2 separate regions of the Homo sapiens genome follow, and region 2 is linked to region 1. A link is a loop called in an ENCODE intact Hi-C map of the cell type or tissue named here. Cell type or tissue: A673. All regions are shown on one strand. Links, peaks and the distances in the headings refer to the core of each region. The heading gives the core; the rest is flanking DNA.

The links. Hi-C counts contacts between places; a loop is a spot of excess contacts. Peaks named below come from ENCODE experiments on the same cell type or tissue, not always from the same donor. Only the 100,000 strongest peaks of a DNase experiment are listed, where the experiment ranks them.
Region 2: a loop joins it to region 1, with 6 times the contacts of the local background. A loop is called at or near these places in 2 of 110 quality-filtered maps.

What each region holds. Positions count from the first base shown.
Region 1 is chr9:80,513,239-80,528,973 of GRCh38, forward strand. No RefSeq gene overlaps it. Among named protein-coding and RNA genes, the nearest start is that of LINC01507, 700 kb to the left of the region's middle. In A673, for the core only: no CTCF peak of the experiment used is centred there; no DNase peak of the experiment used is centred there.
Region 2 is chr9:80,439,441-80,455,175 of GRCh38, forward strand. LOC105376103 (a long non-coding RNA gene) reads left to right here. Exons shown (of 3, transcript XR_929989.3): 2 at 8,607-8,664; 3 at 11,736-12,032. Among named protein-coding and RNA genes, the nearest start is that of LINC01507, 620 kb to the left of the region's middle. In A673, for the core only: no CTCF peak of the experiment used is centred there; DNase peaks (open chromatin) are centred at 8,641 and 9,761; H3K27ac peaks cover 3,145 bases.

The DNA.
Region 1 (15,735 bases), core at 4,097-12,096:
ATCCAGAAGTGGAATTACAGGGTTACAAAGTAATTCCATTTTTTTATTTTTGAGGACCCACTATCCTGTTTCTCATAGTGTCTGAACCATTTTCACATTCTCACCAACAGTGCACAAGGGTTTCAATTTATCCATATCCCCAACCAACACTTATTATTTCCAATTCTTTTTTTTATTCAGAGATTGTAATGTAGAAAATCTTTATTTTCAGCTTTTATTTTAAGTTCAGGAGTACATATGCAAGATGTACAGATTTGCTACACAGGTAAACATGTGCCATGTTAGTCTGATGCACAAATCATCCCATAGCCTTGGTATTAAGCCCAGCATCTATTAGCTATTCTTCCTGATGCTCTCCTTCCTCCCACCCCCACCTCTGATAGGCCCCAGTGTGTGACATTCCCTCCTCCCATGTACCTATGTGTTCTTATCATTCAGTTCCCATTTAAAAGTGAGAACATACGGTGTTTGGTTTTCTGTTCATGCATTAGTTTCTAAGGATAATAACTTCCAACTCCATCCATGTCCCTGCAAAGGACATGATCTCTTTCCTTTTTATGTCCGCGTAGTATTCCATGGTGTATATGTACCACATTTTCTGTATCCAGTCTATCACTGATGAGCGTTTAGGTTGATTCCATGTCTTTGCTATTGTGAATAGTGCTGCAACGAACATGCATGTGCATGTATCTTTATAATAGAATGATTTATATTCCTTTGAGTATAAACTCAGTAATGGGATTGCTGGGTCACATGGTATTTCTGCTTCCAGGTCTTTGAGGAATCACCACACTGCCTTCCACAACAATTGAACTAATTTACACTCCCACCAACGGTGTAAAAGCATTCCTTTTTCTCTGTGACCCCACCAGCATTTGTTGTTTTGACTTTTTAATAATCGCCATTCTGACAGGCATGAGATGCTATCTAATTGTGGTTTTGATTTGCTTTGCTCTAATAATCAGGGATGTTGATCTTTCTTTCATATGTTTTTTGGCCACATGTATGTCTTCTTTTTAGAAGTGTCTGTTTATGTCCTTTTCCCACTTTTTAATGGGGTTGTTTTTTCCTGTAAATTTGTTTAATTTCCTTGTAGACGCTGGATGTTAGACCTTTGTCCAATGGATAGATTGCAAACATTTTCTCCCGTTCTGTAGGTTGCTTGTTCACTCTGATGAAGTTTCTTTCTCTGTGCAGAATCTTTTTAGTTTAATTAGATCCCATTTGTCAATTTTTGCTTTTGTTGCAATTGCTCTGGTGTTTTTATCGTGAAATATTTCCCCGTGACTGTGTCCTGAATGGTATTGCCTAGATTTTCTGCTAGGGTTTTTATAGTTAGGGGTTTTACATTTAAGTCTTTAATCTGTCTTGAATTAATTTTTTGTATATTGTGTAAAAAGGAGGCCCAGTCTCAATTTTCTGCATATGGTTAGCCAGTTCTCCCAGCATCATGTATTAAATAGGGAGTTCTTTTCCCATTTCTTGTATTTGTCAGGTTTGTCGAAGATCAAATGGTTTTAGGTGGGTACAGTCTTATTTCTGAGTTCTCTGTTCTATTCTATAGGTCTATGTGTCTGTTTTTCTACCAGTACCATGCTGATTTGGTTATTGTAGCCATGTAGTATCATTTGAAGTCGAGCAGTGTGATGCTTCCAGCTTTGTTCTTTTGTTTACAATTGCCTTGGCTGTTCAGGCTTTTTTTTGGTTTCATATGAATTTTAAAGTAGATTTTCCAATTCTGTGATGAATGTCAATGGTATTTTATTAGGAATAGCGTTGAATCTATAAATTACTTCGGGCAGTATGGCCATTATCTTCCTATCCATGAGCATGGAATATTTCTTCATTTGTTTCTGTCCTCTCTGAGTTCTTTGAGCAGTGGTTTGCAGTTCTCTTTGGAGAGGTCCTTCACTTCCTTTGTTAGTTGTATTCCTAGGTATTTTATGCTTTTTGCAGCAAATGTGAATGGAAGTTCATTCATGATTTGGCTCTCTGCTTGCCTGTTGTTGCTGCATAAGAATGCTAGCAATTTTTGCACATTGATTTTGTATTCTCAGAGTTTGCTGAAGTTTCTTATCAGCTTAAGAAGCTTTTGGGCTGAGACATGGGGTTTTCTAAATATAGAATCCGGTCATCTACAAAGATAATTTCATTTCTTCTCTTCCTATTTGAATACCCTTCATTTCTTTCTCTTGCCCGATAGCCCTGGCCAGAACTTCCAACACTGTATTGATTAGGAGTGGTGAGAGAGGGCATCCTTGTCTTGTGCTGGTTTTCAAGGGGAATGCTTCCAGCTTTTGCCCCATTCAGTATGATATTGGCTGTGGATCTGTCATATATGGCTCTTATTATTTTGAGTTATCTTCCTTCCATATCTAGTTTATTGAGAGTTTTTTACATGAAGGGATGATGCATTTTATTGATGGCCTTTTCTGCATCAATTGAGATAATCACATGGTTTTTGTCTTTAGTTTTGTTTATGTGATGAACCACATTTATTGATTTTCATATGTTGAACCAACCTTGCATCCCGTGGATGAAGCCTACTTGATTGTGTTGTATAAGCTTTTTGATATGCTGCTGGATTTGGTTTGCCAGTATTTTATTGAGGATTTTTGCATCAATGTTGATCATGGATATTGGCCTAAAATTTTCTTTTTTTGTTGTTGCTCTGCCAGGTTTTGGTATCAAGATGATGCTGGCCTCATAGAATGTGTTAGGGAGGAGTCCCTCCTTGTCAATTTTTTGGAATAGTTTCAGTAGGAATTGTGTCAGCTCTTCTTTGTACCTCTGGTAGAATTCAGCTGTGAATCCATCTAGTCCTGGCTTTTTTTATGTTGGTAGGCTATTTATTACTGCTTTGATTTCAGAACTCTTTATTGGTGTATTCAGGGATTCAATTTCTTCCTGGTTCAGTCTTGGGAGGCTGTATGTGTCCAGGAATTCATTAATTTATTCTAGATTTTCTAGTTTATGTGCATGGAGGTGTTTATAGTATTCTCTGATGGTTGTTTGTATTTCTGTGGGGTCAATGGTGATCACTTCTGATTTGATTTTTCTCTCTTCTTTATTAGTCTAGCCAGTGGTCTATTTTATTACTTTTTTGAAAAACTGCCTCCTGAATTCATTGATTTTTGAAGGATTTTTTATGTCTCTATCTCTTTCAGTTCAGCTCTGATCTTGGTTATTTCCTGTCTTCTGCTATTTTTTGGGTTTGTTTGCTCTTGGTTCTCTAGTTCTTTTAGTTGAGAGATTAGGTTTTTAACATGGGATCTTTCTACCTTTTTGATGTGGGCATGTAGTGGTACAAACTTCCATCTTAACACACTGCTTTAGCGGTGTCCCAGAGATTCTGGCATGTTGTCTCTTTGTTCTCATTAATTCCAAAGAACTTCTTGATTTCTGCCTTAATTACATTATTTACCCAAGAGTCATTCAGGAGCCGGGTGTTCAATTTCCATGTAGTTTTGTGGTTTTGAATGAATTTCGTAATCTTAAATTCTAATTTGATTGTGCTGTGGTCTGACAGACTGTTCTTTATGATTTCAGTTCTTTTGCATTTGCTGAGGACTATTTCACTTCTGATTATGTGATCAATTTTAGAGTAAGTGCCATTTGACACCAAGAAGAATGTATAGTCAGCACTTTTTGGATGGAGGGTTCTGTAAATATCTATCAGGTTCACTTAATCCAGAGCTGAGTTCAGGTCCTGAATATTTCGTTAATTTTCTGTCTCTTTGATCTGTATGATATTGTCAATGTGGTGTTAAAGTCTCCCACTATTAATGTGTGGGAGTCTAAGTCTCTTTGAAGGTCTCTTAAAATTTGCTTTGTGAATCTGGGTGCTCCTGTATTGGATGCATATATATTTAAGATAGTTAGCTCTTCTTGTTTAATTGAACCCTTTCCTTTCATATAATGTCCTTCTTTGTTTTGATTTTCATCGTTTTAAAGTCTGTTTTGTCAGAACTAGGACTGTAACTCCTGCTTTTTTCCATTTTCTATTTGCTTGGTAAATTTTCCTCCATCCCTGTATTTTGAGTCTTTGCACATGAGATGGGTCTCTTGAAGAGAGTCTACTGATGGGTTTGGCTCTTTATACAGGTTGCCATTCTGTGCCTATTAATTCGGATATTTAGCCCATTTACATTTCAGGGTAATATTGTTGTGTTAATTTGATACTGTCATCATAATGCTAGCTGGTTATTTTGCACTTGTTTATGTGGTTGCTTCCTAGTATCACTGGTCTGTGTACTTCAGTGTGTTTGTGCAGTGGCTGGTAATAGTTTTTTCTTTCCATATTTAGTGCTTCCTTCAAGAGCTCTTATAAGGCTCGCCTGTTGGTGATGAATTCACACAACATTTGCTTGTCTGAAAAGAATATTTCTCCTTTGCTTATGAAGCTTAGTTTGGCCAGATATAAAATTCTGGGTTAGGAATTCTTTTCTTTAAGAATGTTGAATATTGGCCTCAAATCTCATCTTGTTTGTAGGGCTGCCGCTTAGAGGTCCACTGTTAGTCTGATGGGCTTCCCTTTCTAGGGTACCTGGATTTTCTCTCTGTCTGCCGTTAACATTTTTTTTTTGATTTTGACCTTTGAGAATCTGATGATTATGTGTATTGGGGTTGATCTTCTTGTGGAGTAACTTACAGGGGTTTCTGCATTTCCTGATTTTTAATGCTGGCCTGTCTTGCTATCATCCATTCTCCTGGATGATATCCTGAAGTATGTTTTCCAACTTAGTTTATTTCTCCCTGTTTCTTTCAGGTACCCAAATCAGTTGTAGGGTTGGTCTATTCATATAATCCTATGTTTTTCAGAGGTTTTGTTCGTTTCTTTTCATTCTTTTTTTCTCTCTATTCTTGTCTGCCTGTCTTATTTCAGAAAGATAGTCTTCGAGTTCTGAGATTCTTTCCTCCATTTGGTCTATTCTGCTGATGATACTTGTGATTGCACTGTGAAGTTCTTGTATTGTTTTTCAGTTCCATCAGGTAGGTTATGTTCTTCTAAACTGGCTATTCTGGCTATTGCTCCTTTATTGTTTTAGCATGATTCTTATCTTCTTTGCATTGGGTTACACCATGCTCCTTTAGATCAACAAAGTTCATTATTACCTACCTTCTGAATCCTAATTCTGTCATTCAGCCTTCTCAGCTTCAGCCCAGTTCTGTGTTTTTCTGGAGTGTGTTGCAGTCATTTGGAGGGGAAGAGGCACTTTGTCGTTTTGTTTTCAGCGTTTTTTTGTTGATTATTTCTCATCTTTGTGGGCTTCTCTACTTTGGATCTTTGAGGTTGCTGACCTTTGAATGAGGTTTTCATGGGGTCATTTTGTTGATGTTTTCTGTTTGTTTTCTTTTCTTTTCTTTCTTTTTATTTTATTTATTTTATTTTATTTTATTTATTTATTTATTTATTTATTTATTTATTTATTTATTTATTTATTTTGAGACAAAGTTTCACTCTTGTCATCCAGGCCAGAGTGTAATGGCATGATCTTGGCTCACTGTGACTTCTGCCTTCTGAGTTCAAGTGAGTCTCCTGCCTCAGCCTCCCTGAGTAGCTGGGATTACGGGCATGCACCATCATCACCATGAGCTGCTAATTTTGCATTTTCAGTAGAGATGGGGTTTCACCATGTTGGCCAGGCTGGTCTCAAACTCCTGACTTCAGGTGATCCACCCACCTCAGCCTCTCAAAGTGCTGGGATTATAGGCATGAACCACCACACCCTGCCTCTTTGTTTTTTGTTTTGTTTTTTTTGTTTTTGTTTTTGTTTTTTTGTTTGATCTAACAGTCAGGCCACTCTACAGCAGGGATCCTGCTGTTTGCTGGGGTCCACTCCAGACCCTAGTGGCCTCAGTTTCTTCCATACCTGGCGTTATCACCAGTGAATCCTGTGAAACAGCAAACATGGGGGCCAGCTTGTTCCTCTTGAAGCTCCGCCTCAGGGTGTACTGACTTGTTGCTGCCCTGCACACACCTGTAGAAGCTGGTTGGAGACCCCCATTGGGAGGTCTCACCGAGTCAGGAAGAACAGTGTCAGGAACCTGCCCAAAAAATCAGTCTGCCTGTTTTTTGGCAGAGGAAGTGTGCTGCATTGTGGGGTACCATTCCTCATCTTGGATTGCCTGTATTCTCCAAAGCTGGCAGGCTGAAGTAGCTGAGTTAACTGAACCGCAGAGATGGCAGCCATCCCTTTCTCCAGGAATTCACACCCGTCTTAGGCGGACTCCAACCCACTGGCATTGGCTGGCTGGGATTCTAAGCCAGTGGATCTTACTTAACTTGTGAGGTGCCGTGGAAGTGAGGCCTGACACTGTTGGCTCCCTGGATTCAGCCCTCTTCCTAGGAATATATATGGATGGAATTCCTGTCTTGCAGGAGATACCAGAGCCAGAGTACGTAAAACTGGGCCTCTGTATGTGCCTGAACAGCTGCTCTGCAGGGACTCCACACAGCTCTGTGTATCAGACCCAAGGGCCTGGTGGCATGGGCCCACGAGGGGATCACCTGATACATGCATTACAAAGATCTGTAGGAGAAGCGTGGTTTCTTGTGTAGGGTCTCACAATCGCTCACTGGTTCCTTTGGCTGGCGGTGGGAGTCCCTTTGATTCTGTGCTGCTCCGGGTAGGCCACTGCCTGCCACCCCACCCAGCTTTTCTTCCTTCTTTGTGGGTCGCCTTGTTGTTTGCTTAGTCAGTCCCTGTTCAAGAACCTGGATATTTCAGTTGAAGGTGATAAATTCACTTGCCCCTTCTCATTCCCCTCTGTGAGTGCTGCGGACTACAGCTGCTTCTGATTCTCCATCTTGGTTCAGTGTCCCTCAGTTTCCCTTTGATCACTGCCTTTAAGAAAAGCTCTTCCTACCTGTCAATAATAATCTCAGCTAATAACTCTAAACTTACAAATATAGTAATATATCAACTATGAAATTAAAAAAGACACACTGGGGTAGGCCAACTTATGCTCCCCACAAAGATGTCCACATCCTAATCTTCAGAATCTGTGAATATGTTATTTTCCATAGCAAAAGGGACTTTGCGGATGTGCTTAAATTAAGGATCCTGAAATGCAGAGATAATTTATTCTGGATTATGTGTGTGTGCTCAATGTAATCTCAAGGGTCTTTATAAGAGGGAGGCAGCAGCATCACAGGCGGCATAGGTGTTGTGACAATGAAAGCAGAAATTGGAGGGATGCCGTCAAAAGCCAAGGTTGTTGTCTGCCTTGAGAAGCTGAAAATGCAAGGAAAAGAACCAGATTTATTGACACTGTTTTTAACCCCATGAGATTCCTTTTAGACTTATAAACTCTAGAACCGAAAGAAAATAAATTTTTGTTGTTTTTTTCACTACATTTGTGGTAATTTGTTACACCAGAAATAGAAAACAACCTGTCTTTCAGCACCCATATATCCAAAGCCAAGGTCCATATACTCACCCTTATATATTCAGTGTGGTCAGGGGAGTAATACAGCCCCTTGCTAGTTTGAATCATGTACCTTCATTTGTAATGTACAGAAGGTGAATTGGAGATAGACAACACACAGCAGCCCCTAAGAAGTGGTTGTTCATTGGATTCGACATTGAATTACTCATAAAAAAGTGACAAATAGGATTTCAAAATATATAAAAACAACAGGCATCTACTACTTTCCACACATTGTTTGCATAGAATGCACATTCACCTACCTTCTCTTATATACAGTTGAAAAATATTATCACATAATGCAGTGCAACTATTTCTTAAGAAGCTAAAATGTACACAACTCTTCACCAGAATAGACAGTCTCTTTTAGTTGCTGCTTCTAGTCTCAAATCTAATATCCCTGGGTGATTTACATTTCTCTTGGCCAGAAATGAAGTTGAAATTTCATCACCCCAAATAAGTAATTTAACTCTCAACAACAAAAGAAAATATAAAATATTAGAAGAAAATTAAAAAAAATAAAAATTTCCCTAATAAAAAAACGAGAAAAGAAACAACCTGTTATGTAGAGCAATTCATATTGCATGTGAATTGACATGTGCCCTCACTTGACAGTGAGGGCAAAGGCTCTGAGTTTTGACAGCGAAGTGAGCTCCTTTTGCCCACCCAATCTGCCCTGCATTCTGTTGCTGCTTGGATGTATGCTCATTACTGATACACATAGAGGGGTTTATAAAGTGACTACGTTAATTAGGCAGTCTAGTTTTTATTTTAGTCTGGTAGGACACAGATTCTGAAATTGACTTAAAGATTGAACAATTGTAAATTTTGACTGGCTTAAAAATTGAAAATTATAATTTCTATTTTAAAATATTTCAAAACCTAAATATATTTTAAAGAGAGGTTGGCTGCCAGTCTATTTGAATTCCGAAAATTGCATTAGGTTATCAAATTACAATGACAGAAATATTATGCAGTTATATTCTTAGATTGAGTTTTTTTTTTTTTTTTTTAAAAAAAAAGGTCTTTGCAATCCAAGAAATTACATGAGTTTCTGACTCTTAACCATCTTGAATTGTTGGCTACAGGCAGAAAGACACTGTTAGGAAGGTTGAATCTTCTTTTAACGATCAAGTGGGCTTTGGTCTGTATCTTGGAAGTAATCCCAGAAGACTTCCTATCCAATTTTCTGTATCAAATTTCTTGAAGTTCTCATGTTATTATACAATGGTCTTAGTCCTAAAACACAGTAAGTGACAGTTTAACCAATTTCTTTATTGACATTAAAAGCAGTTACTGACTTATCAGTTAAAGATGCAGGATTCTTCAATGTTTCTCATGATGCATAATGTTTTTTTATAGAAACTCTATCAGATTGAGGAAGTTTTCTTTCATTCCTAGTATGCTGCTAGTTTTTATCATAAATGGGCATTGGAGTTTCAAAAATTTTTTTGTTGACATATAATCATATAATTTCTCACCTTTATTAGTAAGATCAAATTACACTGGTAAATTTTTAAACGTAAAAATGAACCTCGAATTCCCAGGACAAACCCTATGTGGACTTTATGTATTATCCTTTTAAACAATGCTGGAGTCAAAGTACTCATACAAGTTACTAACACTTTGTTTCATATATATATGAACATATATATGCTAAGTATACATATGGTAATTAAATTCAAATGAGGTCATATAGTTGGGGTCCTAATCCAAGGGGATTGGTGGCCTCACAAAAAGAGAAAGAAAGAGAGATCTTGGTCTTTCTACAACACACACAGAAGGGGCATGAGAGCACACAGTCTACAAGCCAAGAAAAGTAGCCTCAGAATAAAACCCACCTTGCCAGGACCTTGATCTTGGACTTGCCAGTGGTTAGAACCGTGTGAAGTAAATTTCTGTTATTGAAGTAACCCACTCTATGGTATGTTATTATGACACGTCGAGTAAACTAATACAGTCAGAAAACATACTCCATATAATTTCAATTCCTTAAATGGATTGAAACTTATGACTCAGTCTAAAGTTTATCTTGGTGAACATACCATACATACTTGAAAATAATGTGATTCTATAGTTATTCCATGTAGGGGTCTGTAGATGCCAATTAAGTCAAGGTGGCTTATATTGTTGTTTATGTCATCCAACCTTACTGATATCTTTCATGTCTACTTGTTTTCCTAATTACTGAGTGTGGATTGTTAAAAAATATCCTTCCATTTCCTCCTTTAATTCTGTCAAATTTGCTTCATCCATTTTGAAGTTCTATAAATTAGATTCATACACATTTAGCAGTGTTATATCATTTTGATATATTGATGCCCTTATCGTTATGAAATGCCCTTTATTCAATAGTAATTCTCTTTGTCTTTATTGTCAATATCATAAGATATAACTTTTTCCAAGTGAATTTCCAATTGATTGAGCACCATTTATTGAAAAAGCCATTCTTTCCCCATTGCATTATGATTTGAAAAAGCCAAAAATCCTTTAATAAGAAGTATCCCTGTGGTCAAAATACACTTTGCAGGATTATCTATATTAGAAATCAAATTTTGTGGGAGTAGATGTGACCTGGCTAACGATATAGTCAAATAACAAAAACATCATCATAATTAGAGCCAATTTTTATTGAGCTTTTAAATAGGCTAATGTCATCCATGAATCATTTTTATATTATTTATTTATTTTTTTATTTTTTTCTGTTTTATTATAAATTGGCAAATGATAATTGTGTATATTTAGGGATTATAAAATGTTATATGTATACAATGTGAAATGGTTAAATCAATCTAATTAACATATCAATCACCTTAAATATTTGTCATTTTTTGCAATGAGAACATTTGAAATATACTTTCTTAGCAATTTTGAAATATACAATATATTAACTGTAGTCAATATGCTGTGTCATAGATCTTAAAAGACATATTTCTTATGTCTAACTGAAACTTTGACCAACACATCCCCACTCCCCACAACCCTCCATCTCTGACAAACATCATTCTTCTCTGTGATTCTCAGTCCAATTGTTGTAGGTACCACATATAAGCAAGATCATGCAGTCATTTGTTCTGACTTATGTTACTTAGCATAATGTCCTCCAGATTCATCCATATTGTCAGAAATGATGGAATTTCAGTTTTTAAGGCCGAATAATATTCTATTGTGTATATATGCTATTTTTACTTTGTTCATTTGTTGATTAACACTTAGGCTGTTTTCATGTTTTAGCTATTGTGAATAATGCTGCAAAGAACACAGAAGTGTAGACATTTCTTTGACATACTGATTTAAAATCCTTTGGCTATATATCCAGAAGTGGGACTGCTGGATCATATGGTAACTCAATTTTTAGTTTTTAAAGAAACCTCCATACTGTTTCCTAAAGTGGCTGTACAAATTTACATTCCTACTAATGATGTACAAGGGTTCCTTTATCTTTACATTGTCACCAACACTTGTTACCTTCTGTCATTTTCAATAACAGCCATTCTGACAGGTATGAGATGATATCTTATTGTGGTTTTAATTTGCATTTCCTTAATGATTAGTTATGTTAACATATATAAAATTTTAAATAAACACTTTATTATAGACTACCTATAGGTTTACAGAAGAGTCATAAAGTAGTGAAGAGTCCCCATATCCACCACAGCCAGTATCCTCTATTATTACCTTACATTAGTATAGTATATTTGTTGCAATTAATGAACTAATATTAAGATGTTATTATTTACTAAAGTCCATATTTTATTCAGATTTCCTCAGTTTTTACCTAATATTCTCTTTTTCATTATTGCTACAGGTCTTTTCCAGTATAATACATTGCAGTTGGTTGTCACGTCTCTTCACACTACCCTTGGCAGTGATGGTTTCTCAGAGTTTCCTTCTCTTTAATGACTTTCACAATTATGAGGGGTACTGGCAAGGTGTTTTATAGAATGGCCCTCAGTTGAAATTTTTCGGATGTTTGTCTCATGATTAGATTAGGATTATGGGTTTTGGGGGGAGGAACATGGAAGCACCATTTTCAGCACATCATTTCAAGGATATATGCTATCAGCATGACTTATCACTGTTGATGCTAACCTTGAGCACCTGCATGAGACAGTGTCTGTCAGATTTCAATACAAATACTACTGCCTCCCCTTTTCTATACTGTATTCTTTGGAAGGAACACACTATGCCACCTCACACTTAAATGGTGGGGAGTTATGCTCCCCTTTTTGAAAGGGATGTACCTATGTATAATGTGTGGAATTGTTATGCATAAGGTATCTGTATATTTTTGCTTGGCATAATTTATTTTCAATCCTCAGAAAAATCATATTTTGTCCTCAAAAAATAAAATTCTTGGAAATAAACTTAATCAAGGAGGCGAAAGCCTTGCACTCTTAAGACTACAAACCGTTTTTGAAAGAAATTAAAAAGGACATCATGAAGTGAAAAGATATCCTGTGTTCATGGATTGGAAGACAATTAAGATATAAATACTACACAAAGTAATGCAGATTCAATTCAATTCCTATCAAAGTCCCAATGACATTTTTTGCAAAAATAGAAAATCCATCCTAGCACTGATGTGGAGTCTAAAGGGATTCCAAATGACCAAAATAATCTTCAAAAAAAGAGCAACTCAAAACTTACTACAAAACTGCAGTAATCAAAACAGTGTGGTACCACCATAAAGATAAAGATATATATCAATAGAATAGAATAAAGATGCCAGAAATAAACCCTCACATACGTGGCCAAGTGATTTTAGAGAAGGATGCCAAGACCATTCAATGGGAAAAGAACAGTCTTTTCAACAAATTGTGTTGAGAAGGGTGGATATTTGCATGCAGAAGAATGAAGTTGGGCCCTTACCTTACACCATATATGCAGAATCACTCAAAATTTATCAAAGACCTAAATGTAAGACCTAAAACTATAAAACTTTTAGAAGAAAACATAGAGAAGAAGCTTCAAGACACTAAATTTAGAAATGATTTCTTGGCTATGACCAAAGGAAAAAAAAAAAAAAAAAAGCACAGGCAACAAAAGTAAAAATAGACAAAATTGACTGCATTAAAAAAAAAAAAAAAACTTTGAACGTCAAAAGACACTATCAACAGAGTTAAAAGGCAACCCATAGAATAGGCTGCAAATTATATATCTCGTAAGGAGCTAATATTCAGAATAAACAAAAATTCCTTCAAATCATCATCAAGAAAAATCAAACAACCCAATTAAAAATGGACAAAGAAATTGAATAGACATTTCTCCAGAGAAGATGTATAGATGGCCAATAAGCATACAAAAGAAATGCTGAACATCATAAAATAATTAGGGAAATGCAAATTAAGCTTACAATGAGACACAACTTTATACCCATTAGGATGGCTATTACTAAAAGATTTGGAAATAGGATTTTCAGGGAGGGGCCAAGATGGCTGATTAGAAGCAGCTACAGCCCATGGCACTCATGGAGAGGAAGAAAACCAGCAAGGGAATTCAGTACCTTAAACTGAAATGTCCAGGTTGTTGCATTAGGACTGACTAGGCAAATAACTCATGGAGAATAAAGAAAAGCATAGCGGGGCAATGACCCACCCAGGAGTGGCACACAGCCAAAGGAACCCACAAACACAGCTGAGAGAAGCACTTTCACTCATGATACCATCAGATGCAGGAGGGACCAAGTTGACTAGGGTCTGGAGTGTACCTTAAGCAAACCACAGCCCTTTGGAAAAGTGGCTTGCTAGTGAAAAGAAAAACAAACAAAAATAACAATGACAACATAAACAAACAAAAAAAGACCCCACAAAAACCCCATTCAAAGGTCAGCAACCTCAAAGATTGAAGGTAGATAAGCCCACAAACATGAGACGTAATCAACACAAAAATGCTAAAAACTCAAAAAGAGAGTGCCTCTTCTCCTTCAAATGATGGCAACACCTCTGCAGCAACGGCATGGAACCGGACTGAGGCTGAGATGGCTGAACTGATAGAAATAAGCTTTAGAAGGTGGGTAATAATGAACTTTGCTTAAAGGAGTATGGTGTAACCCAATGCAAATAAGCTAAGAATCATATTAGAACAATACAGAAGTGTTAGCCAGAACAGCCCATTTAGAGAGGAACATAGCTAACCTGATGGAGCTGAAAATACAACACAAAAACTTCACAATGCAATTATAAGTATCAGTAGCAGAATAGACCAAGCAGAGGAAAGAATCTCAGAGCTTGAAGACTATATTCCTGAAACAACACATGCAGACAAGACTAGAGGAAAAAAGAATGAAAAAAAATAAACAAAACCTCCAAGAAATATGAGATTATTTACAGAGACTGAAACTATGACTGATTGATATACCTGAAAGAGATGAGGAGAATGGAACCAAGTCAGAAAACATATTTCAGGATATCAGCCAGGAGAACTTCCCCAACATAGCTAGACATGCCGGCATTAACATTCAGGAAATGCAGGGAACCCAATTAAGTTACTCCACAAGAATGTCAACCCCAAGACAAAAAATTATTAAATTCTCCAGGGTAAAAATAAAAGAAAAAATGTTGAGAGCAGACAGAGAGAAAGGCTAGGTAACCCAGAAAGAAAAGCCCATCAGACCAACAGCAGACCTCTCCGTGGAAACCCTACAAGCCAGAAGAGATTGGGGGCCATATTCAACATTCTAAAAGAAAAGAATTTCCAACCCAGAATTTAATATCTGGCCAAACTAAGCTTCATAAGCAAAGGAGAAATAAGATCCTCTTAAGACAAGCAAATGCTGAGGGAATTTATCACCAATGGCCTGCCTTGAAAGAGCTCCTGAAGGAAGCACTAAATATAGAAAGAAAAAAAAAAGTTACCAGCTACTACAAAACACACTGAAGTACATAGATCAGTGACATTATGAAGGAACCACCTGAACAAGTCTGCCAAATAACAAGCTAGCATCATGATGACAGGATCAAATTTACACATAACAATACTAACTTTAAATATAAATTGGCTAAATGCCCAAATTAATAGACACAGAATGGCAACCTGGATAAAGAGCCAAGACCAAATGGTATGCTGTCTTCAGGAGACCCATCTCACTTGCAAAGACATACGTATGCTTGGGATAGAGGGATGGAGGAAAATATACCAAGCAAATGGAAAACAGAAAAAAGCAGGGGTTGCAATCCTAGTTTCTGACAAAACAGTCTTTAAACCAACAAAGAACAAAAAAAGACAAAGAAGGGCATTACATAATGGTAAAGGGTTCAATTCAAGAAGAAGAGCTAACTATCCTAAATATATATGCACCCTATACAGGAGCATCCAGATTTATAAAGCAAGTTCTTAGAGACCAATAAAGAGACTTAGACTACCACACAATAATAGTGGGAGACTTTAACAGCACACTGACAATACTAGATCATCAAGACAGAAAATTAGCAAAGATATTCAGGACTTGAACTTGGCTCTGGATAACAGGACTTGACAGATATCTACAGAACTCTCCACCAAAATTCAAGAGAATATACATTATTCTCAGTGCCATATGGCAGTTAATCTAAAATTGACCACTTAATAAGAAATAAAACACTCTTCAGCAAATGCAAAAGAACTAGAATGATAATAGTCTGTCAGACTACAGCACAATCAAATTAGAATTCAAGATTAAGAAATTCATTCAAAATCACACAACTACATGAAAATTGAACAATGTGCTCCTGAATGACTCTTGGGTAAATAATGAAATTAAGGCAGGAATTGAGATGTTCATTGAAAGTAATGAGAACAAAGGAACAATGTACCAGAATCTTTGGGATGCAGCTAATTAGTATTAAGAGGGAAATTTATAGCACTAAATGTCCACATCAAAAAGCTAGAAAGATCTCAAGTTAACAATCTAACATCTCAACTGAAAGAACTAGAGAACCAAGACAAAAAAAAAAACTCAAAGGCAGCAGAAGACAAGAAGTAATCAAGATCTGGGCTGAACTGAAGGAGTTAGAGACACAAAAAAGACCTTCAAAAGATCAATTAATTCAGGAGCTGTTTTTCTGAAAAAATTAATAGGATAAATCACTAGCTAGACTGATTAAAAAAAGAGAAAAGAATCATAAAAACACAATCAGAAGTGATGATGGGAATATCACCATGGACCCCACAGAAATGCAAACGTCAGAGAATACTATAAATGCCATTATGCACATAAACTAGAAAATCTAGAAGAAATGGATCAATTCCTGGATGCATACACCCTTCCAAGAGTGAACCAGGAAAAAATTGAATCCCTGAATAGACCAATAAAGAGTTCTGAAA
Region 2 (15,735 bases), core at 5,021-13,020, 73 kb before region 1:
TGCCAGAAATGAATATTAAAATATGTCAGAATATGAAATGTTATATAATTTGATGGAAAATTTGAGCCATATTCAAAAATGGAATATAACAGATATACAGATTTCTTATCTATATAGTTTTAACAAATGCATTTTTTACTTACAGTATAAGACAATTTATTTTTATCATTTATATGAGGATAACCACAAATAATTCACAGTTGATTATGGTCAAGCCTATTTATCTACTCTTAAATTTTAACCAATATATTTTACTCAATTTCTTTTTAGGACATTTTTCTTCTTACCATGAATGTAGTATTTTTGAAAGCTGCCAGACTGATAGCTCTGTTGAATGAAAGCCTCTATTTAACCACAGATGAGCTACGATATGGGACGCAGCAATGCATAATCATCAAATTTCTGTACTGGAGGAGGCATATTTGCTTCTCTACACATGTGATGTGGGCATATCCAATTATAACCACTGAAAATTACACAGCTGTAAGGAGAAAACTGACTTATTAAAATATTGCACACACCGGTCACTATTGGTTACCCAGGTTAGGATCCAAGGGCAGGACAATGGAAACAGGAACCCTAAGTAGTTGTTTTGTACTTTCTTTTTCTTTTTTTGTTTTTTGAGACAGAGTCTCGCTCTGTTACCCAGGCTGGAGTGCAGTGGCGCAATCTCGGGTCACTGCAAGCTCCGCCTCCTGGGTTCACACCATTCTCCTGCCTCAGCCTCCCGAGTAGCTGGGACTACAGGCGCCCGCAGCCATGCCCGGCTAAATTTTTGTATTTTTAGTAGAGACGGGGTTTCACTGTGTTAGCCAGGATGGTCTCGATCTCCTGACCTCGTGATCCGCCCTCCTCGGACTCCCAAAGTGCTGGGATTACAGGCGTGAGCCACCGCGCCCGGCCAGTTGTTTTGTACTTTCTACGTGGCAGCTAAATTACTCATATCACTGTTTTGGGTTTCTTGACAATATTCATCTAGGGCTGAAATTCAAGCACTACAACAAGCAACATTTTAAACATGGCCAATCTATCGTATTATTGACAGAGTAAGTTTTCCAGAAAAATTACTGAAATTAAGAATTAATCTCCTTTCCTAAATGCAATTTCCATGTATTTTTTAAAGTTGGATGAGCAAGAAATCACTTATTTGTTGTAAACGTGGATTCCAGTTGAGTTATTCATGAGGCAAGTGCAGTAATATCTGTTAGATTCAGTATCTACTAAAGGTATTGAAAGACCATCTGAACAAACAAAGCAGGTCCCCATTCCTAACTTTAACATGCAAACCAGTCAGCTCTCACGTATTAAGGGCCTCATGTAGACCGTGGACTGTACTTCGTGACATAATCTTCCTGCATTCAGAGAGCAATGGATTAACACAACTAACCAAAAATCCAAATTAGATTGCATAGTGTGATATACAATGCACCTACGTATCCATCTATAGCATGATCTCTGCATATGTTTGTTTGCGGTTGCGCAGAATGGAAAGTTCCTGATAGAAAAGCTCAGGAAAAGTTGTAAGAAGGAAGTTGTATTCACGAACTGCTTAAAAAGACAGTTGAATTTTAACAGCCATTTCTAGGTGATAATAAACACACATTTTGGGGAGTCATTTTCTACCACTCATTAAGATATGGGTGATTTTGTTTTTGTGCCTGAAATAGAGCTGTATGAACAGACTATTTCAACAGAAAATTGAGTTATAAACTACTGGCATCTCTGGAATTATGACCCTTCTATTACCCGTGTCAAAACTCATTGAGTCGTACATCTAAGATTTGCATATTGCATTGAATATTAATTTTAACTGAAAAGATAAGTAAAGAAGTATTGAACCTGCTGAAGTATTTGGGAGCAGGAGGAGGTATACCAATGTCTGAAACTTTGAAATGCATAGAAAATAAGGTGGATGGTTAGATAGATGTGTATATAAAGCAAGTATGCTAAAATGTTAATTGTAGGATCTAGATGATGGGCATATTACCCATAAAATTGTTATTTCAACTTTTCTCTTTTTGATAATTTTCATAAAATGTTGCAACTGAGTTACCTTTAAATATTTGCACATGGTATCCCAGTAGCTTGGTCTAGCTAGGGTCTAGAAAACAGTATTTTTTTTTAAGCCCCCATCGAATCACACATAAACTCAGGTTTTAGAACCATGATCATAAGATGTATTTCAACTTTTAAAAGTTCTTAACCATTTTTAATCTTCATACCGAATTTTAATAGTGCCAAATTTAATATATCTTTCACTTAGTATTGTCCCATAACCCCAAAAGTCAGTGCTAAAACAGAATAAACCCTTCTTAGTTCTCTATTTTTATACTAAATGAAATCTAATACATATATTTATATCTTTGTATGTTTGTAGGCTTCCCTGAGTAACTACTTTTCTACATGATGTAGCCTCAAAATATTTCCTCAAAGGTCAGGAGTTTGAGATCAGCTTGGTCAACATGGTGAAACCCCGTCTCTACTAAAAATACAAAAAGTTAACTGGGCATGGTAGCATGCATCTGTAGGGGCTGAGGCAGGAGGATCACTTACTTGAACCTGGGAGGAGGAGTTTGCAGTAAGCTGAGATCTTGCCACTGCACTCCATCCTGGGTGACAGAGTAAGTCTCTGTTTCACAAAAAATATTTCCTCGAAGACTTTTTTTTTAATATAAGAGAATGTAAAGATTTTTTTCTTTTTGATTTTCATTAGAAACTAAATGAAAACCTTACTGAAAAGTTTATTTTCAAAGTAGATCTCCTAAACAAAACTTGTGTTTCTCAGCAATTCATTTTGGCAAGACTTTTAAAAAATTTAATAAATTCTTTTGGGCAATATTTGACCTCCTCTAAGCCACGACACTCAACCTTAGGTCCACATTTAAGTAAAAATGATAAAAAATCAATGTAGGAAAATAACAAAGCATTTCAGAAAAACAAACAAAAGACAAGCTTTTAATCCTAATGGCCAAATGTGAAACAGAGTTGGAACAGGGAGACGTCTGGTGGGATCGGGCTAATGTAAAGAGGGTTGGGACCTAGGTGAGCCCCTCTTGCTCCAGTCCTGGTAGCAGCATTGACTAGAGTGGCCGTTCAGTGCTCCCCAACTCTGCAGTGGGACCCACTGAAGAAGCAACAGTCGTAGAGGTAGGGCTGCATAGTCTCTGTGAATACTGAATACTTTGCTGTCAGGAACTCTCAGAGGTCTCTGCAGTGAAACTAGGGATTTGTCAACATATGTGAACGTTTAGTTTACTGTCAAGGGGTGAAATGTTTATTAATAATTTTTTATTATTATTGTAATTCTGGTGCATAGATTGACATTACCCCTCAATTATATGAAGCCACCACCATCGATCTACATAAACCTATCTTCATAAAAAATTTTATTATTCCAATTCATTTCTCAAACTTTTCGTGTTCTTTTTGTTTTGCATCTACTCTGCCCTTCCTATATATAACTCAAATGTATTTACTAGAGCAGCTGCATATACATATAGCTTTGAAAAAATACATAGTGTTTTTTGTGTGTATCAATTGATCACATTTTATGTTAGGTATAATTGTATTATTTTTCATACTCAACCACTTTTTGCTCTATATCATACCATAACCTTTAATCCTCACGCAGTATTCTTTCCTAGACATCTTCCCTAGAGATGAACAATCTGGTCATTTCCAAGTTATTGAAACCAGATTCCTTTATGGACCTATATGAGAGCCTCCCCATTATTCTAGTAATTTATTGGAATTTCATTGAATTTATAGATTAGTTTGGAGATAATTGACAGTTTTCCAATGTTAAGTTTCTTGTCTGTGAACTAGAGCTGGTAATCAATTTGATTTTCTTTCTATGCCCTTTAGTGGGGTTTCTGGGTAATATGCAGTTTATAGAATTTTCATAAATGTATTCAATGTTATAAGCTTCCTTTCAAGAAATGCTTTGACTACCCCCATACGAAAGATGATTTCTCTTTTAAGGCAAGAGCTATTTAATATACATTTTAGTTTCTATATACATAGATTTTTTTATAGTTGTATTTTTGTTGTCAATTTACAATTACATAGTAGTGTAGAAAAAAACAGAGTCTCTACAATGCTGAATCTTTGGAGTGTTTTCTTTCATACTTTCTCTGAGAATTATTCTGTTAATGACTTTGTGAAGGTAGGTGCTAGAAAATAATGTGTATTTTCTCTGAGGTGTAAGGAAATTATCTCTCACTGAGATTGTATATTTGGGTAACTATTAAATATAAATTTCATTATAAAACTTTTCTGTTGATGTCTTATAAATTTTTTGTTAATTTTTCTGCTTTCATCTCTATTTTGCCAATGTAAAATTCCACTCTTGTTTTACATGAGCTTGTTATTTCCAGTACATATTTTTCATCCTCTATTTTCAATCTTTCTGCATTTCCTTGATTTAAATTTTTCTCCTGTAGGCAAATTATTCCTCAATATTTTTATCTAATGTATGGGCCTTCTTTATTGATGAGTTAAATTAATATAGATTTATTGTCACTACTTTTATATTAGAGCTTATTTCTCCTATCTTATGTATCTTTTTTAATATCAATTTTTATTTCTACTCATTTTCTATTTGCTTGCACTGAATGCTATTTTGCTGGTCTAACAACTGTGTTACATTTATATTCTGTCATTAATTATGCCTCTAATAATAGGACTCATGTTATGTTTACTTCCTTCTCTCAGTTTTTAAAACTTATTAAAATATATGCCTTTCTTTAAAATTAGAGACTGCCTTGGTCTGTTTTGGTCTCACTCTAGTCTTTCCCTCTCATGTGGAGTTTTAGTTTTGAACTTTTGTGGATGTGCTATTTTACATAACTTTTAGTCATTGCTTATTTATATAATCATATATTTACTATTTTTTTCCCAATGAAACATTCTATAAAGAAGTAACCTCAAAGATTTATGCCACCTTTTGTGGGTGCAGTTCTTCCGAAAGTGCTTTAAAGAGGAAAGTTGTTATTTCAAAATAATTTTATTATTCATAATCATACAAATATATATTTGATGATATATTTATTTCACTTTTCCTTTAACTAATAGTGTAATTGGGAATGTAATTGTGGGCTTAAAGTTCTTTTTTTTTTAAATTGCCAGATGTTTGCAAATATTATTTCATGCCTTTTTCCATCTACGATGTGCTTTTTGTATGTAAAATGTTTATCCTTCCTGGATATAGAGTTTTCTACTTGTATTTGATATTTTTAAAATTTTACTGAACTATGTTTACCTGTGTGTTTGTGTATGTGTTTTAACTTGTCCTATTGGCACTTATAAACTCTTTTTAATCGAGATCTTACAACTTTCTTTAATTCTGAAAAATTCTCTGCCATTATTTTACATTTTAAGATGTTTTTATAAGGAAGTTTTGAAATCTTATTCCCTTCTTCCACTTCTTCTGGGAGGTCATTTAAATCGGTATAACAATAGCTATTTCATCTCTATTTATCTTTTTCTTTCTCATTCATTTCTTCTATCTCTTTCCCATGTGTTTGGAATAATTTTTTTTTCCTACGATTTGTTACTAAATAGTGCATTTTCTAATTGGAAACATTCTTCTATTCTGTACCTCAACTGACTTTGTTATTTCAACAATTACATATATTTTTCATATTCAGCAGTTCCAGTTGATTCTTTTCTTTAAAACATATAACTTCTTTTTTTTTTGGTTTATATTTTCAATAACTTCTCTCATCTCTGTAAAAGTTATTGGTGATTGTCACCTCTCATCTGGCTTGTTTCCATCTGGACTCCTGGTTTCTATCTATTTCTCCTACAGCCTATGTATTAGTCAGGGTTCTCCAGAGGGACAGAACTAATAGGATATGTGTATATATGAAAGAGAGTTTATTAGGCAGAATTGGCTCACACAATCTCAAGGCAAAGTCCCATGATAGGCCTTCTGCAAGCTGGGGAAGAAAGAAGCCAATAGTGGGTCAGTCCAAGCCCAAAAGCCTCGAAAGCAGGGAAGCCAACAGTGTAGCCTTCAGTCTGTGGCTGAAGGCCCAACAGCCCTGTCAAAACACTGATGTAAGTCCAAGAGTCCAAAGGCCAAAGAACCTGGAGTCTGATATCCAAGGGCATGAAGAATGGAAGGAAGCATCCAGCATCAGAGAATGATTAAAGCCAGAAGATTCAGCAAGCCAGCTTAGCCCACACTCTTCCACCTGCTTTGTTCTAGCAGCCCACCCAGATTGAGTGTAGGTCTTCCTCTCTCAGTCCACTGACTCAAATGTCAGTCTCCTCTGGCAACACCCTCACAGACACACCCAAGCCTCATACTTTACCAGCTATCTAGACATCCTTCCATCTAATCAAGCTGACACCTAATATTAACCATCACAGTAATTACGTTTAAATTACATTATGAGTCTACCTCATTCACTAGTTCTGTTTTTTTTTTTTTCTGGTGTAGACTCTTCAGCTTATTTTTCTTTCATAATGATTGAATTTCTTTGATGTTTCATTATACAAATATATCACACACACAGAGGCTCATATGCCATTGGGAATTTTAGTTATCAGGTATTTTTATTTTGTTTTCATTATCAGTTATCATCAGTTATAATTACCGTGGCCTCTGCTATTTATTTGGGGCCAGGCAAAAACCCAATACTTTACCAGCTATCTAGACGTCCTTCCATTCAATCAAGTTGACACCTAATATTAACCATCGCAGTAATTATTATGTTTAAGTTACATTATTAGTCTACCTCATTCATTAGTTCTGTTTTTTTTCTGGTATAGATGCTTTAGCTTATTTTTCTTTCATAATGATTGAATTTCATTGATGGTTCGTTATACAAATATATCACACACACAGAGGCTCATATACCATTGGGAATTTCACTTATCATATATTTTTATTTTTTATTCATTATCAATTATCAGTTATAATTATCCTGGCCTCTGCTGTTTATTTGGGGCCAGGCAAAAACCCAGGATTCTCACATACTCTTGCAGGTAACTTTAGGGAGCAGATTGGAGGCGCAGTACAGTAGGTGTAGTTTATGGTATTGCAATCCTGGCTGGTCACTTTATCCTGCTCCATTTACCCACTATTCCTACTCTGTAACCTAACCTGGAGATATTTTCCTCCAGGAAATGGAGTTTATGAAATGGGATTTGCATATCCAGGGCACCAAAAGCCTGCTTTTTATATATGTATTATTATTATTTTTAATCTGAGCTACTCTTTAGACATCTCCTAATCTTACTATTTTGTTATCAGCTGATTCTGGATGGCTTTGTTGTTTCTTGACCTTCTACATCAACAGGATAGACGATTATTATCCCAAGGTCAATAAAGGAAAAGAAAAGGGCACAGCTAGAATAACTTCTCCCACAAAGTCCCTGCTTATGATGTCTTGCTATTTTTGTTTCTGGGCTGATAATACCATCTACCTAGAGACCCAATCATCTTGTGTCTTTGTGAATGTTTCTACTAGACTTTGTATTTAGTTCTGAAAAAAAATTAAGACTCCCTTTTACCTTTTGTTTCATAACCAAATTTGACTCAGAAATCTTATTTGATATTCAGAGATTTTTAAGATTTTGGGGGCTTTAATGTTTGCATGCTTTCCATCATTATTTTTTCTGGTTTGTCATTTATTTCTTTGTTTATACAAATAGATACTGAAACCCAAGATTATATTAAATCAGGTTATAACAAGATTTTTAAAATAGTTGATATTTTAAAGGTCATTCACGATTAAACTTCTTCCTGTCATGGCAGTAAGAATACTTACAAAGTACAACATGTAACTCGGATGGCTAAAATGAAAATTGTTGATTGGAGGTATTGAAAAGTTGCAGCTGGGATTTGAACAAATAAAGTATTGGTAGGATCCCCAGAAGTAGAAACAGTAGAAAGCCATTGCCAATTCAATGGTCAAAGAGACAAGGGAGGAAAGACATTACTGGAGCTCAGTGAGAATTGGAAACGTGGAGGAGCCAATTCTAGGGGGAAGGAATCCATAGCTCCTTTGCCCTAGATGGAGGGGCCATCTAGGGGGACGCTACAGTCATGGAGGGACAGAGCTTCTACCAGAACATCTCCATGGAATTAGGAAGGGAGTGAGGAAGTAATGCACCTTTATTCTCTCCTCCCACCCTCGTGTCCTGCCAGTGCCAACCCTTGGTTGAACCCAAATAGAAGCCAAAATAGTAAGGAGGTAAGAAGAAGCAGGCCAAAGAGGTAGCTTTCTGGGGAACAGGACAGGTCAGATAAGGTTGACTAATAGACATGAGAAGAGAATAAATTGAGTATTACCAGAATTCTAGCCTTTCTGTGCTTACCTTCTATCTTGGTGTTTTATAATACTCAATTAGACGATTCTGGTAACTTTGTCACAAATGTTCTATTCCCCCTTTTTCCCTGAAAATTTTCATTTATCCTACAGTGCTCCTCACTAACATCCGCGCCTCTGTGAAAATCTTCTTTATCTCATTCCTCTGAGTTTGGTAATTTGCCTACTGTTTGCACATAGCACTTACTATTTACTTTCATTACAACAATTTTCACATTTCATCTTAATTGATTAGTGGCTTTTCATTCTTTTTCTCATCTCTTCCAGAACAGAAATTGTCTTGTCATTCTGTGTCCCTTGGGACTCCTATTATTACTGGCAGATGGTAAGTGCCCAGAAAAAAATTCACAAGTGAATAAAAGGGAGAATGAATGAGTATGAGAGTATCTTCCCCAAGAGAAAAGGAAAGAGTGGGCAAATCGATCACAAGCAAACAAGGAAAGTAGGAGATTGAGGAATTAAGAAATAAATGATGTTATCAGTGAGAACAATATAGAAGGCTTAAAGTCAAAAATAAAATGGAATTAGGCTAAAACTTAAGTGGAAAGATAAAGTCAACAAAACGAAATGAAAAACCAAAAAGCTGAACACATTTTAAAAGGTATGCAATCCAAATAAAATGGAGTTCACAAATATTTTCTGTAATTGGTAACAAAAAAATCTAATTTAGAGATGACTTTTCTTAAGGTGCTGAGAAAATAATTTTAATGTTAATTCACCCTTTTATTCTTTGATTTCAGCAAATTTTGATGATTACATTTTCTAAATCCATGATTAAACTTCTCTGCCATGGCGTAAGTGTACTTACAAAAACCAAAATGTAAAGGGTAAAGTGAGGTTGGCACCATTTTAAAACTCTGTACCCATATTTTGTTTTAGTAGTCAAAGTTTACATTTAAACTTGGTATTTGTTTATAGTTAATAAAAAGAAAAGAACATATGCTGTTATTTAAGTGCTCTGGTGAATAATTTCCCCTTATTTCTAAAGCTATAACTGATATTTGAAGACTGACCCACTCATCTAAAGTTTAGATAACTCAAGGCAGATTTTAGAAGTATTTCTTCACACTCAGGATTATTAAGTATGAAAGGACGTATGTCCATCCAAAATTCGTAGTACTCATTTTGCTAAAATTTATTTTATATAGCCTAGCCAAGACAGTACAACATTTTGCTAATTAGTAATGGCTCATTTAAATAGCCACTGGTTTCTACATATTTCCACACACGAAAAGAAGGAAGGAAGGAAGGAAGGAAGGAAGGAAGGAAGGAAGGAAGGAAGAAAGGAAGGAAGGAAGGAAGGAAGGAAGGAAGGAAAAAGAGAGAGAGAGTTTTAATAGGTTTTATTATTGAGTTATGTTAAGGCCAACAGATCAGGAGATGATTGCCATTGAAAAGATAGTTTGTGGGCTAGGCATGGTGGCTCACACCTATAATCCTTTGGAGGCCAAGGTGGGAAGATTACTTGAGGCCAGGAGTTCAAAACCAGCCAGGGAATCGTAGCAAGATCCCTTTCTCTACAAATAAATAAATGAATTAACTGGGTATGATGCCATATGCCTATAGTTCAAGCTCCTTGGGAGGCTGAGGCAGGAGGATTATTTAAGTTCAGGAGTTTGAGGTTGACATGAGCTATAATCACCCTACTGCACCCCACCCTGGGTGACAGAGTGAGAATCTATCTCTAAAAAACAACAAAAAGATAATGTGTTATACTTACAGATGGAGACACAGGGGCTCACATAGGCCAGCATGCGGTGGGGGAGGTGCAGTCAGGAGGCAAAGGGAGAGGGAAAATCTTGAGCCAAGAGCCTTTATTGTGGTTTCCTCGGGAGAAATTACAGCAGGATCAGGGTCATAGGTGCTGTCTCTAGTTGTCTAGGACCTAGCCCTGGAATGCTAAGGGAAGATGGATAGTGGCTTAGAGTACAGAGTGTAAGCTGTGCATTGGTTGATTTGCATATGAAAGTTGTGCTCGCAGGTGAGTTGTTTACTCTCTCTAGTAACTGGCTAATCCTGGAGTGAGCTGACTTCCTCTAGGGTCAGCAGGGCCTCAGATGTCAAAACATCAAAATATAGATAGACACGGTTAATATAAGAAGGAAAGGAAGGATATTTTATGAATGAATACATGAAGAGCAAATAAATATTTCATATTAGAATTCTGGTGCAAGACTAACAAAAGTGTATATGTTTTTAGTCTAGAAACGTTTAATGAAAATATGGTCAGATAAAAATAATAATAAACAGTATTATATAGAATGTTTTGTCATGGATGACCTCAAATACTATTATATTTGTAATTTAAAATATATGATCCTGTGAGTCATGAATTTATAGAAATTGACTTGCAGAACTTCAATTAATGACCTTGATTATTTTTCTGTAAGAAGAGAGGGAGAGGTTATGTGAGTGCAAGTAAATTAACCTTTCATTCCATACCCTACCAACTTCTTCTCCACTGACAAGTAATCAAGATTGTTTGACAGAAACAGCAAGTTGTTTAGCTTCTCAGCTCTCCTGCCGCTAAAATATGATGTCAGATAATTTGTTCCTGTTTAGGTCTAGCTTGATTACTTCTGGTTCCCTGAGATTTGAATTGATGAAGTTTTACTTTAGTTACATAGCAGTGTTAATAAATGCTGTCCTGTTTATTAATGAGATGCCAAAACTGTATTGTTATATTTAGAGGACAGAGCCAAGTTCATGTAACTTAAAGTAGTTGAATGTAATAAAAGGTTAATTAGACTTCATGACCTGTTTGGAATATGTCTTGGGTCTCAATACCATTTAACTTTCAATGCAAAATACCAAAATCCAGAATTAATTTATAAGATAACAATTTAATAGTCTGTCATTTAAATAGTAAATGATTCTAACACCTCCTGAAGATATGTAAAACTGAAAGAAATACTGAAAACAAAAACTTAAAAGAGGAAAGCAAAATAAGATTCAGTCAAGGCCAGCCAAAGTGTTATTTCCTTTGATTCAGTGTGAGTATATTACATGAACATTTTATTCACACTGTATACACAGGATGTCAAACAGTCCCCACTGAAGGAAGAATCATTGTGAGAGCTTTCTATAAATTATTCAGATGTATAATATGAAGAATTTAAAATACAATGCAATCATTGGGTAGAGAATATATGCTACAGAAAATTTCTAACTCAACTTTACCTTCTCATTTTCGACTGAGGGTAAGTGAAAAATATTAACTTGAAAGACCACGCAAGAACACTATTCAATGGCTAATAAAAATTTTTATAGGTGAAAATAAAACTGCACAAAGTTCTAGCCATATTGAAATCACAAAATAAAATTATCTGAATTGTCTAAAAATTCATCTAATGAAAATTTCACTGAGAAATTTAATAATTTTTTTTCATGTTTCAGGCAAACAGAATGCAAAAGAAGTCCATATCTAGAGAAATCCTGGTGGAATTTTTCAAACTTCTATGACAAAAAAAAGTCCGATGAGTTTCTAGATTTTAAAAAGTACTAAATTACTTTTTAAAAAATCAACTTTACAAACAACATGAAAACAGAATGTTTAAGAGGAAAAATTATGTGTAGCTTATAATAATAATTATATCCCAGTTTTCCTTACTTTACTGGAGTACAGAGAAATGACTTTTTAAAAAGGTATACAAGTTTTATTAAATAAAAGTCAATGTGAGCTTCTTAATATTACCATTCTGACTTAACAACAATTGTATTTATAAGAAATATGTATTTAGCTACTAAAGTATAATAGCAAAAACTAAAATATGCTTTGAATAAGAGATTTCTCTCTCCTGTGTTATATAATACTCTCCTTTTACTGAAATTTCCTCTATATAGCATAGATCGTTGAGTATCATATGAATATTACCTTGAGTAAGTTTCGGTAGTTTTGTCTTTAAAAATATGTCCATTTCATATAGGTTGTTTAATTTATGGGCTTAGAGTTGTTCACAGCATCCCTTTGTTCTTTAAATGTCAGTACAGTCTGTAGTGATGTTTCTTTATTAGTTCTTATTGTTTGTAATTTGCATTTTCTCTTTTTTTTGGTCATTCTAACTAGAAATTTATTAATTTTATTGAAATTTCTAAACAATCAGCCTTTGGGTAAATTAGTTTTCTTTTTCTTCTGTTCTAAATTTCATTGATTTCTGCTCTCATTTTCATTATCCTTTCTTCTATTTGCTTTTGGTTTAATTTGTTCTTCTATTTTTCTCTCAGAAGGAGGTTAGATAATTCATGTGAATTCTGTTTTCTTTTCTAATATAAGCATTTAAAGCTATCAGTCTCCCTCTACGCACCACTTTAGCTACATTGTCAAATTTTGAAAATAATAAGAGCTATTTATGACAAACCCACAGTCAATATCATGTTGAATGGGCAAAAGTTGTAAGCATTCCCTTTGAAAATTGGTACAAGACAAGGATGCCCTCTCTCACCTCTCCTATTCAACACAGTATTGGAAATTCTGGCCAAGGCAATCAGCAAGAGAAAAAAATAAAGGATATTAAATAGGAAGAGAGGAAGTCAAATTGTCTCGGTTTGTAGATGACATTATCCTATATTTAGAAAACCACATCATCTCAGCCCAAAAATTCCTGAAACTGATAAGCAATTTCAGCAAAGTCTCAGGATACAAAATCAATGTGCAAAAATCACAAGCATTCCTTAACACCAACAATAGATAAGCAGAGAGCCAAATCATGAATGAACTCCCATTCACAATCACTACAAAGAGAATAAAATAACCAGGAATAGAGCTAACAAGGGATGCAAAGGACCTCTTCAAGGAGAACTACAAACCACTGCTCAAGGAAATAAGAGAGGACACAAACAAATGGAAAAACATTCCATTCTCATGGATAGGAAGAATCAGTATTGTAAAAATGGCCATACTGCCCAAAGTAATTTGTAGATTCAATGCTATTCCCATCAAACTGCCACTGACAGTTTTCACAGAATTAGAAAAATCTATTTTAAATTTTATGTGGAATCAAGGAACACCCTGTATAGCCAAGACAATCCTAAGCAAAAAGAACAAAGCTAGAGGCATCACGCTACCTGACTTCAAACTATACTACAAGGCTATAGTAACCAAAACAGCATGGTGCTGGTACCAAAACAGACATATAGGCCAATGGAACAGAACAGAGAAATAACACCGCACATCTACAACCATCTGATCTTTGACAAACCTGTCAAAAAGAAGCAATGGGGAAAGGATCTCCTATCGGATAAATGGTGCTGGGAAAGCTGGCTAGCCATATGCAGAAAACTGAAACTGGACCCCTTCCTTACACCTTCCTTACACCTTACACAAAAATTAACTCAAGATGGATTAAAGACTTAAGTGTAAAACCAAAAACCATAAAAACCCTAGAAGAAAACCATCAAAACCCTAGGCACTACCATTCAGGACACAGGCATGGGTAGACTTCATCACAAAAATGCAGAAAGCAATTGCAACAAAAGCCCAAATTGACAAACGGAGTCTAAACTAAAGAGCTTCTGCACAGCAAAGGAAACTATCATCGGAGTGACCAGGCAGCCTAAAGAATGAGGAAAATTTTTGCAATCTAACCATCTTACAAAGGTCTAATATCCAGAGTCTGTCAGCAACTCAAACAAATTTACAAGAGAAAAACAAACAAATCCATCAAAAAGTGGGCAAAGGATATGAACAGACACTTCTAAAAATAAGACATTTTCACAGGCAACAAACATATGAAAAGAAGCTCGACATGACTGATCATCAGAGAAATGCAAATCAAAACCACAATAAGATACCATCTCACGCCAGTCAGAATGGCAATTATTAAAAAGTGAGGAAACAATAGATGCTGGCGAGGCTGTGGAGAAATAGGAACTCTTTTACACTGTTGGTGGGAATGTAAATCAGTTCAACCATTGTGGAAGACAGTATGCCTATTCCTCAAGGACCTAGAACCAGAAATACCATTTGACCCAGCAATTCCATTACTGGGTTTATACCCAAAGGAATATAAATTATTTTATTATAAAGATGCATGCACACATATGTTTACTGAAGTACCATTTACAATAGCAAAGACATGGAACCAACCCAAATGCCCATCAATGATAGAATGGATAAAGAAAATATAGTACATACACACCATGGAATACTATGCTGCCATAAAAAGGAATGCAATCGTGTCCTTTGGAGGGACATGGATGAAACTGAAAGCCATCATCCTCAGCAAACTAACACAAGAACAGATGACCAAACAAGTTTTCACTCATATATGGGAGTTGAGCAATGAGAAAACATGGACACAGAGAGGGGAACAACATATACCAGGGCCTGTTGGGGGTGAGTGGTGAGGGGAGGGAACTTAAAGAGGATGAGTCAGTAGGTGCAGCAAACCACCATGGCACACATATACCCATGTGTCAAACATGCACGTTCTGCACATGTATCCTGCTTTTTTTAGAATAAGAAAAATTTTTTTGATATGTTGTCTTTTCATTTTCATTCAATTCAAAACATTTTATAACTTCCCTATGACTTTTGAAACATGGCTTACTGAGACATATGGTGTTTATTTTTCAAGTATTTAAATATCTTTCTTGATATTCTCTGTAATTGATTTCTAGTTTAATTTCGTGAGTTCTCCTGAGATCTGGTTGCTTAAAAGTTTGTAGCACTTCTTCCTTCACTCTCTTCCTCCTGATTCAGCCGTGTAAGACATGCTTGCTTTCTCTTCGCTTTCCATCATGATTGTAAGTTTCCTGAGGCCTCCTCAGCCAGGCTTCCTGTACAGCCATCTGCAGAACTGTGAGCCAATTAAACCTCTTTACTTTATAAATTACCCAGTCTCAGGTAGTTCTTTATAGCAATGTGATGATGAACCAATACAGGGACTCTGGATATTTTCTGTCTTAGCATGGTTAGGCTACTATCACAAAAATACCACAGGTTGGCATGATGGATTATAAACAACAGAAATTTATTTCTCACAGTTCTGGAGGCAGAGTAGTTCAGGATCAAGGTGCTGGAAGATTTGGTGTCTGGTGAGGACCTGCCTCCTAAATCATAGACTGCTGCGTTTTGGCAGTGTCCTCACATAGCACAAGGGGAAAAAGAACTCTCTGGGGCCTCTTTTATAGGGTCACTAATCCAATTTATAAGGGAGGTGCCCTTATGATTTATTCATCTCCCAAAGGCCCTACCTCCCAATACCATCACATTGAGAATCAGATTTGAATATGAATTTAGAGAAAGGATACAATCAGTCTATACCATTTCCTGACCAGTATTAATGATGTGTTTGCTTACTGGGTTATGCGTGCCTAGAGTGGTGTCAGTGACCTTCAAGCCTGTAAGTAGGGCAAGCACAATATATAGCATAGTAGCCCTTTTGTGGTGAATAAG